Regions from separate parts of the Homo sapiens genome. Here region 1 is linked to region 2. A link is a contact called in ENCODE Hi-C or POLR2A ChIA-PET data. All regions are on one chromosome and are shown on one strand. Each heading gives the region's core, a stretch centred on a gene start or an enhancer-like site at or near the end of the contact. The rest is flanking DNA. Distances are from core to core; before and after follow the strand shown.

Region 1 (3,808 bases), core at 1,261-3,760, 79 kb after region 2:
TGCATTTGGAAGCAGATTGTTCATTCTTAGTGTGGTAGAATGTACTCTGTTGTATGAATATACCACCAATTATTTATCTATTTTACTGTTTATGACCATTTGGGTTGTTTCCTGGTTGGGGGTTATTTATGAATAGGGTTGCTCTGAGTGATTTAATAGTCTTTTGGCACACATGGGACATTGGTATATTCCTAAGCGTGGAACTGCTGGGCCATAGGGTTTTCATATGTTTAACTTTAACAGATATTGCCAGTTTTCCAAAGTGGTTGTACTATATACCTAGCATTTGACTTCCTGAGGAATCATTCTAAGAAGGGCATTTCAGCATAACCATTAAGAGAACAGGTTTTGGAGTCACTCAGATCAAATTTAGCTTATGACTAAGGAGTGGAGGCACCTTGGACAATATGCTTAACTTTAAGCCTCAGTTTACTCAACTGTAAAATAGGAATAATAAAACTTTTCTCAAAATTTATGAGAATTAAATGAGATATTATTTTAATGCAGTTAGAACAGTGCCTGAAACATAATAAATGCTTAGCTTATTATATGGCAGTTATTAATCGCTAGCAGTTAAAACACAGGCAAAATGGAGAATTAGAAACAAATATGGGCAATATAATCCAGAAACAATTTTAATTGTATGACTGAAGAAACCTAAGAAACTCTGACCCAAAAGGCATTGCTAATTCCAGGGAAGATTATATTGAATGCTGAACATTATCCCAAAATGCGTTTGCAAATTACCCTCACCAGAGGCAAGGTTCTTGGATGCAGTGTATTATCATTCATTTTTTTTTCCAGTTATTACTCTTTAAAGACAGGACTGCCAAGGGCTACTCTAGAAAGTCACTAATATAATACCTTTTATTATATTTCCCAATTTCACACCTTCCTCAACCCAATCCCCAAAGTTGTTGAAAGGTGACTGTAATTGCATCGTTAGTTCTTAGCTTTCCTGGAATCTTATCTAAGACAACTTTCACATCCCCCAAAACCCTAAAAATAAGCCCAGATTTTTGCTTTAAATTGCGAAGAACTTGCTTTATTTTGTAGGATGAGCTTGATAACCTCAGCGTGGATTTCAGCAGCTGCCGGAAACAGCACTCTAGAAGTTAACACAGGTACGCTCCGTACTGAGGCACTGTTTTAGCTAACTGCTCCAGGGACAGCAGGCTCAGTCCTCTTAGGTAAGTAATTTTGGAAGGTGGCACTGTGTTCCTAATAAATTGAATCAGATCCCTTAGGTTAGTCACTATTCTTAAGAAATAAAGCACGAAATCAACTTGAAGTCATCTGTTGAGAAGGCCGTGGATAGACCTGAAAAGGAACATTTTGAACATTTAATTGAACCTCTTTGATTTACAGATGAAAAAACTAGTCATTTAAAAAAGTCTTGCCTAAGGTCAAATGTTTTGTTTCCTGGACTGGCATAAAGCTCATCTGTCACAGTCGGGTGGATGTTCCTTTCTGTTCCTGGCAACTTGACCCCCCCGTCCCCCCAACCCCATCTCTCCATCTGATTTCATAAAGATCCAGACCTGGGATTCAGAAACGGGGAAGCTGAAGGAGTGTGACCTAAAACAAGAGAAAGACAAGCTATTAAATTGTTATTAGGAATTATAAGACGAGAGAGGCTTGCCTGCTAGAACGTCAAGAAGCAGTATCTTTTCTGTTTTGTACAACGCTGTATTCCCAGCACCTACAACTGTGCCTGCTAAGCCTGGTAAGGCCTAATAATTGTTAAATGAAAAACAATCAATCACTCAATCATAGATGTGTCAGATTGTGAGAGAAAACACGTCCTTACTGTTTTCTCTACCACCCTCCTTCCAGTAATACTAATAAAATGTGCACATTTGTATTCTAAAGAGGTGAAATCATATACACAGCGCTCTAGCACGGTGCCTGGCCCATTGTAATTAATACATGCCAGTTTATTTTCCTTTTCTTCCTCCACAAGTATGGGCTACTAGGGAGGACGAAGGGTTGGTGCCGTGGTGTTTATGTGCCTGGACAGAAAGTGAAGCGTATCCAAGAGGCTGCTGAGAGCGGGCTGTCGGTCTTTCTGATCCGTATAGATCAATTCCAGTGCCCTGAAAAACGCACAGCTATTTTACCCAGAGAGGCTGGTCGCTTTTGTTGATCGATTCTCGGCTGCAGTCAGCTCTTTAATACAACTTTTTATGAGCATCAGCCACATTGCGGCGGGAGGAGGGGCTGTGGTGGAAAAAGCAGGGAAACCGCCCCCCACTCCCAAAAAGTAAAGGAAGCCCGCGGGGCAGGGACTGCGGTTTGCCGGTCTAACGGGTCCTCGAGCTGGGGCGGCGGTCCCGGCCCCTTCGGCCCCGCCCCTCGCCCGCGGCCGCCTCCGAGGTTCAAGTTCGGCCCCCGGCTGTTAGGCCTCGCGCTCCCGGATCTGAAGCCGCCCGTGCGTCCCTAGGTCCCCCGCTGGAAGACGAGGCGGGAATCCCAGGGGTCATCCGGGCGCGGGGTCGCTCGTCCACGCACTGTGGTGCCACGTGGAGGAAAAGTTTCCAACTCTGCCAGTTGGTGCTCCCACTGCGCCCAGGCGGAGCAAAGGCCCGCGCTTTGGCACCCGCTCCCCGTTCTGTCTCCTCCAGTCGCGCCCCCTCCCAGGGACGCCCCCCTTGTACCCCTTCTCTGAATTCCCTTCTCTCCTCGCAGCGCAGGTAGCCAAGGGAAAACACCCTTGGGGGCTGGTGGGGCTTCCCGAGAAGGCGGCCTCGGGCCGGCCAGGGGTAGAGGATCCAGGGACAAGTGTCCCGAGGAGGATGTGGGGGGCGCGCGCGCGAAGTGGCCTGGGAGCAGGGGCCCACACGCGTCCCCGCTGCGACAGGCGGGATCCTCCGGCGGCTTCCACGCCCTGGCGCGCCAACTCTGCCCGGCCGCGGCCGACCCCACGCGGGCGCCCCCTCCACGCCCCCGCCCCCGCCCCCCTCACAGCTCCCCACCGCCCCCAGTGCGCAGGCCCGGCCGCCCCAGCGCGCATGCCCTGGGCTCGCGAGCGCGGCCAGCCCCCAGCCTTTTGCTTTCTACACACTCTACAACTGGGGAGGGGGCGGGGGAGGAGGGAGCCCAGCCGTCCACGTGATCCCGCCGGCCGGGGCCGCGGGGGCGGGAGCGCGCGCCGAGAGAGGCGCGGGGAGGGCGGGTGCGCGGGAGCGCGCGCACTCGAGCGAGCGAGCGAAAGCACGAACGAGCGAGCGAGCGAGCGAGCGAGCGGGCGGGCGCGGGGTTGGGCTGAGGCGGGCGGCGGCGGCGGCGGCGGCGGTGGGCTGGCCGCGGAGGGGGAGGAGCGGGAGCTGCGCGAGGCAGGCGGGCGGGCGGAGGATGGGGCAGTGCCCGGGCTCCCGCTGCAGCCGCCCGGGGACACGCCGTGCACCCTCCGGCTCGGGGCTTTCTCGGCGGCGGCGGCGGCAGCAGCAGCAGCGTTAGCGGCGGCGGCGAGAGCAGCGTTCCCGGCTGCGCTTCTCCCTCAGGCGGGGCGGCGAGAGAAGCGGCGGCGGCGGCGGCGGCACACCGGTGTCTCTCCCGCTGGAGATTTCTTTCTGCTTTCCTCATCGACTGACTGACTCACCCCCTCCCTTTTTTGAGGAAGGGTGACCTCTTCTCTGGGACTGGAAAAAATATTTTTGTGAGGAGGGGGGCGGGTGGCAGCGACAGGGTTTGCTTCTTCTCTTCTTTCATCTCCCTCTCCTCCCCCCTCGAAGACCGAAAAGCAAACCCCACAACTGCTCCAGCAGCATCCTCCTTCCCTTCCTCCGCCTCCCTTCTCCTCCGCCGC
Region 2 (3,875 bases), core at 570-3,069:
AAGTCTACATAGTCTAATGTCATTCACATGAAATTTTAAAACATATAAACTGAGGGTTGTGTGTGGCTCCACATTGTAAAAGTACACAAACGTGGCTGGGCACAGTGGCTCACGCCTGTAATCCCAGCACTTTGGGAGGCTGAGGCAGGTGGATCACCTGAGGTCCGGAGTTCCAGACCAGCTTGCCCAACATGGCAAAACTCCGTCTCTACCAAAAAAGATTAAAAAATTAGCCGGACGTGGTGGTGCACATCTGTAATCCCAGCTACTCAGGAGGCTGAGGCTCAAGAATCACTTGAACCCGGGAGGTGGAGGCCGCAGTGAGCCGAGATGGCACCACTGCACTCCAGCCTGAGTAACAGAGTGAGACTCTGTCTCAAAAAAAAAAGAAAAAAGAGGAAAGTACACAAACATTTATACATATGACAGACACTGGGCAGAGTGGTGATCCCTAAGGGATGGGGAGGAAGAACTGCATTCAAAAAGGGCACACAGGACATTATTAGTAACTGGAGGTGGGGAGTATTTTTTATTTATTTTATAGAGACAGGGTCTTGCTATGTTGGCCAGGCTGATCTTGAACTTCTGGGCTCTAGTGATCCTCCTGCTTCGACCTCCCAAAGTGCTGGGATTACAAGCATGAGCCACCACACCCAGCCCATTGTGAGTATTTGTTGCTGCTGCTGTTTTTGTTTGTTTGTCTGTTTGTTTGTTTGAGACGTAGTCTCACTCTGTCGCCCAGGCTGGAGTACAGTGGCACAATCTGGGCTCAGTGCAACCTCCACCTTCCGGATTCAAGCAATTCTCCTGCCTCAGCTTCCCGAGTAGCTTGGATTACAGGCACGTGCCACCATGCCCGGCTAATTTTTGTATTTTTAGTAGAGATGGGGTTTCAACATGTTGATCAGGCTTGTCTCAAACTCCTGACCTCAGGTGATCTGCCCACCTCAGCCTCTCAAAGTGCTGCGATTACAGGTGTGAGCCACCGCGCCTGGCCATTGCTGCTGTTGTTTTAAGCCCAGGGTTGGAAACCATGTATTCATTATATTAACTATCTGTTCTTTTTCTACATGTTAGAAATATTTCATAATACAAACAACATTTTGACCCAACAAAAAGACCCAAATGCTCCTAACTGCCAGGACCTATAAACCAGTGCAGGTGAATGATTCAGAAAAAAAAAAAAGTTGTGATGTATATGAAGGTGTCGAGAGCCTATTTCTATTGGTGGCATGAGACGGGCCTGGGGCCAGGTGAAAAAAAAATCTGACCTTCTGGGAAAAGGCTCTTGCAGTACGCCTGAAAACAAGATGACATGTCTTTAATGCCAATATAGGGTTGAAAGGTTAGCATCCATATAATAACCGGCCGCCAAACACCTTGCACAGACCTTGTTACATATAAGCAGGCAGAGATGACTCAACTCTCTAAATCTGGGAAACAGCCTGCCCGTTATAACCAGGCGCCGTGACATTTTGGAATATGTATTGGCAAGGTTCTCCATGTTAAATAGCTTTACAAGTTGTTATTAGAATCACGTTAGCTCGGTGCTACAGTGAATGTCCCACGTCCACAGGCGATTCTCTCCAAGAAACCTATTGATTTGCTTTTCTTCTCTTTTCCTTCTGAATAGCAACTGACAGACAAAGGGGAGCTGGCCAGGGCCTTTGATGGTAATGCCAGTTGAACAATAGCCCTGCTTGTGGCAAGCACCCTCTTTGTTCAGCCAGGAGAATGCTGAGCCGGTTGCTCATTGGATCCAGTGTATGTGGGTGGCCAGAGCAAGGTGCATTTGGCAGCCAGATGTAGATTCTGGGTGGTATGAGCTGACTGTCCAGATAGCTAAAGCTTGGGACTTGGCTGGAACTCCCCTGGCTGGTGCAATCAGAGAGACCAGATGGACTCGTCTTCTCGTCCTTTGAAGATGGTGTCCTTTATTTAGCTAAAGGGAAGAGGCAGCCAACTATCTGACCTGGAAAGCATTCTCAGGCAGCCTGGTCCTTTTCGTACACATCTAAGAAAAAGGGAAAGTGCACTGTTGAAAGGAAATTTAGGGAGAGCCTTTGCAAGCCACCAAGGACGTTGCAAAATTACACTTATAAATGGGCATCAGAGGTTCTATTAACCAGTGGGAGCTTCCCCTTTATTTTCCTGGGGCAGTTCCGCTTAGAAGGCAGATGACACTGCAGGGAATTTGTCACTATTCTAGGGGCTTCTGTGCTGTTGCTGTCAATGCTACTACGGCTACTGCTGCCACCAAAGAAGCTAGAAAATGCCTGGAATTCAAATAACAGACATCCAGAAGCTGGAAATGCCCCATCATTTTTTTTTTTTTAAGAGACAGGATCTCTGCCTGTCACTCAGGCTGGAGTGCAGTGGCACCATTATAGATCACTGCAGCCTCTATAAACTCCTAGGCTCAAGCCATCCTCCCATCTCAGCCTCCTGAGTAGCTGGGACAACAGGTATGCACCACCATGCCCAGCTGATTTTTTTTAAGAGATGGGGTCTTACTATGTTGCCCAGGCTGGTCTCAAACTCCTGGCCTCAAGTGATTCTCCTGCCTTGACCTCCCAAAGTGCTGGGATTACAGGCATGAGTTACCACATACAGTCAATAGTGTTCTTTAAAGCATAAAAGTTTTGGCTGGGTGCAGTGACTCATGCCTATAATCCCAGCATTTTGGGATGCCAAGGCAGGAGGATGACTTGATGCCAGGAGTTCAAGAAGTGAGAGCCCATCTCTACAAAAAATACAAAAATTAGTCAAGCATGGTGGCACATATCTGTAGTCCTAGCAACTCAAGAGGCTGAGGCAGGAGAATCACTTGAGCTCAAGAGTTCAAGGCTGTAGTGAGCTGTGATTGCACCACTGGACTCCAGCCTGGGTGATAGCAGAACCCATCTCAAATTAAAAAAAGGAAAAAAAAATCACAAAAGTTTTGAAATTTGAAGTTCAGTTTATCTATTTTTTTTCTGTTGTTACTTGTACTTTTGGTGTCATATCTAAAAAACTTTGCACCAGCCCAATGTCATGAAAATTTACTCTTTTGTTATCTTCTACGAGTATAGTTTTAACCCTTGCATTTAAGTCTATGGTCCATTGTGAGTTAATTTTGGCACACAGTGTGAAGAAGGGGTCCAACTTCATTCATTTGCATGTAGATATCCAGTTGTCCCAACTGTTTGTTGAAAAGACTATTTTTTTCTCCTAAATTGTCTTGGCATCTTGTCAAAAATCAATTGACCATACATGTAAAGGTTTATTTCTGGACTCTAAATTTTATTCCATTGATCTATATGTCTATCCTTATGCCAGTATCAGAGTACTTTGAACACTGTAGCTATTTAGTAAGTTTTGAAAGGAAGCATGAGTCCTCCAAGTGTGTTCTTCAACATTGCTTTGGCCATTGTGGTCCCTTGCATTTTCATTTGAATTATAGGATCAGCTTGACAATTTCTACAAAAAGGTAGCCTGGATATGACAGATATGCATTGAAGCTATTGATCAATTTGGGAATGTTACCACCTTACCAATATTATCTTCAATCCAGGAACAAGGGATATCATTCTATTTACTTAGGTATTTCTATTTTTTCATGCTAATGTAACTGTAATTGCTTTCTTACTTTCATTTTTGAATTGTTCATTGCTAGTATACAGAAATTGAATCAATGTTTTGTATAGTGATCTTGTACACTACAAGTTTTCTGAAGTAATTTGTTCCAATAATGTGTTTGTGTGTGTTTCTCTCTCTCTCTCTGTGTGTGATATGTTTTAAGATTTTCTTTCTTTTTTTTTAATAGAGACCTGGTCTTACTATGTTGCCTAGGCTGAAGTACAGTGGCTATTCACAAGTGCAGTCATAGTTCACTA

What was found. Hi-C counts contacts between places; a loop is a spot of excess contacts on that map. ChIA-PET counts read pairs that join two places held with the same protein, here RNA polymerase II (POLR2A). Pooled maps may share reads with other maps.
Region 1: a map of gastrocnemius medialis shows a loop between it and region 2 (3-fold over the local background). The contact joins the promoter of CT66 here to the enhancer-like site in region 2. A Hi-C loop is called at or near these places in 4 of 168 maps with a recorded cell type or tissue (endothelial cell of hepatic sinusoid, gastrocnemius medialis, posterior cingulate gyrus and 1 more) and 5 of 50 pooled maps. POLR2A ChIA-PET finds 5 or more read pairs at or near these places in 1 of 52 experiments (Panc1).

The regions. Positions count from the first base shown.
Region 1 is chr7:69,595,114-69,598,921 of GRCh38, forward strand. CT66 (cancer/testis associated transcript 66) reads right to left here and starts at 2,511. Exons shown (of 3, transcript NR_148927.1): 1 at 1,934-2,511; 2 at 1,542-1,578; 3 at 1-1,320. AUTS2 (activator of transcription and developmental regulator AUTS2) reads left to right here and starts at 3,362. Exons shown (of 19, transcript NM_015570.4): 1 at 3,362-3,808. RefSeq lists enhancers at 2,532-2,611, 3,792-3,808 and silencers at 2,922-3,341, 3,362-3,441.
Region 2 is chr7:69,516,757-69,520,631 of GRCh38, forward strand. No RefSeq gene overlaps it. Among named protein-coding and RNA genes, the nearest start is that of CT66, 79 kb to the right of the region's middle. RefSeq lists an enhancer at 1,282-1,901. Within about 2 kb of position 1,820, at least 2 of the 41 ENCODE cell types and tissues checked have a DNase peak (open chromatin) inside an H3K27ac peak, as active enhancers do; they include gastrocnemius medialis and psoas muscle, where a contact is called at or near this core.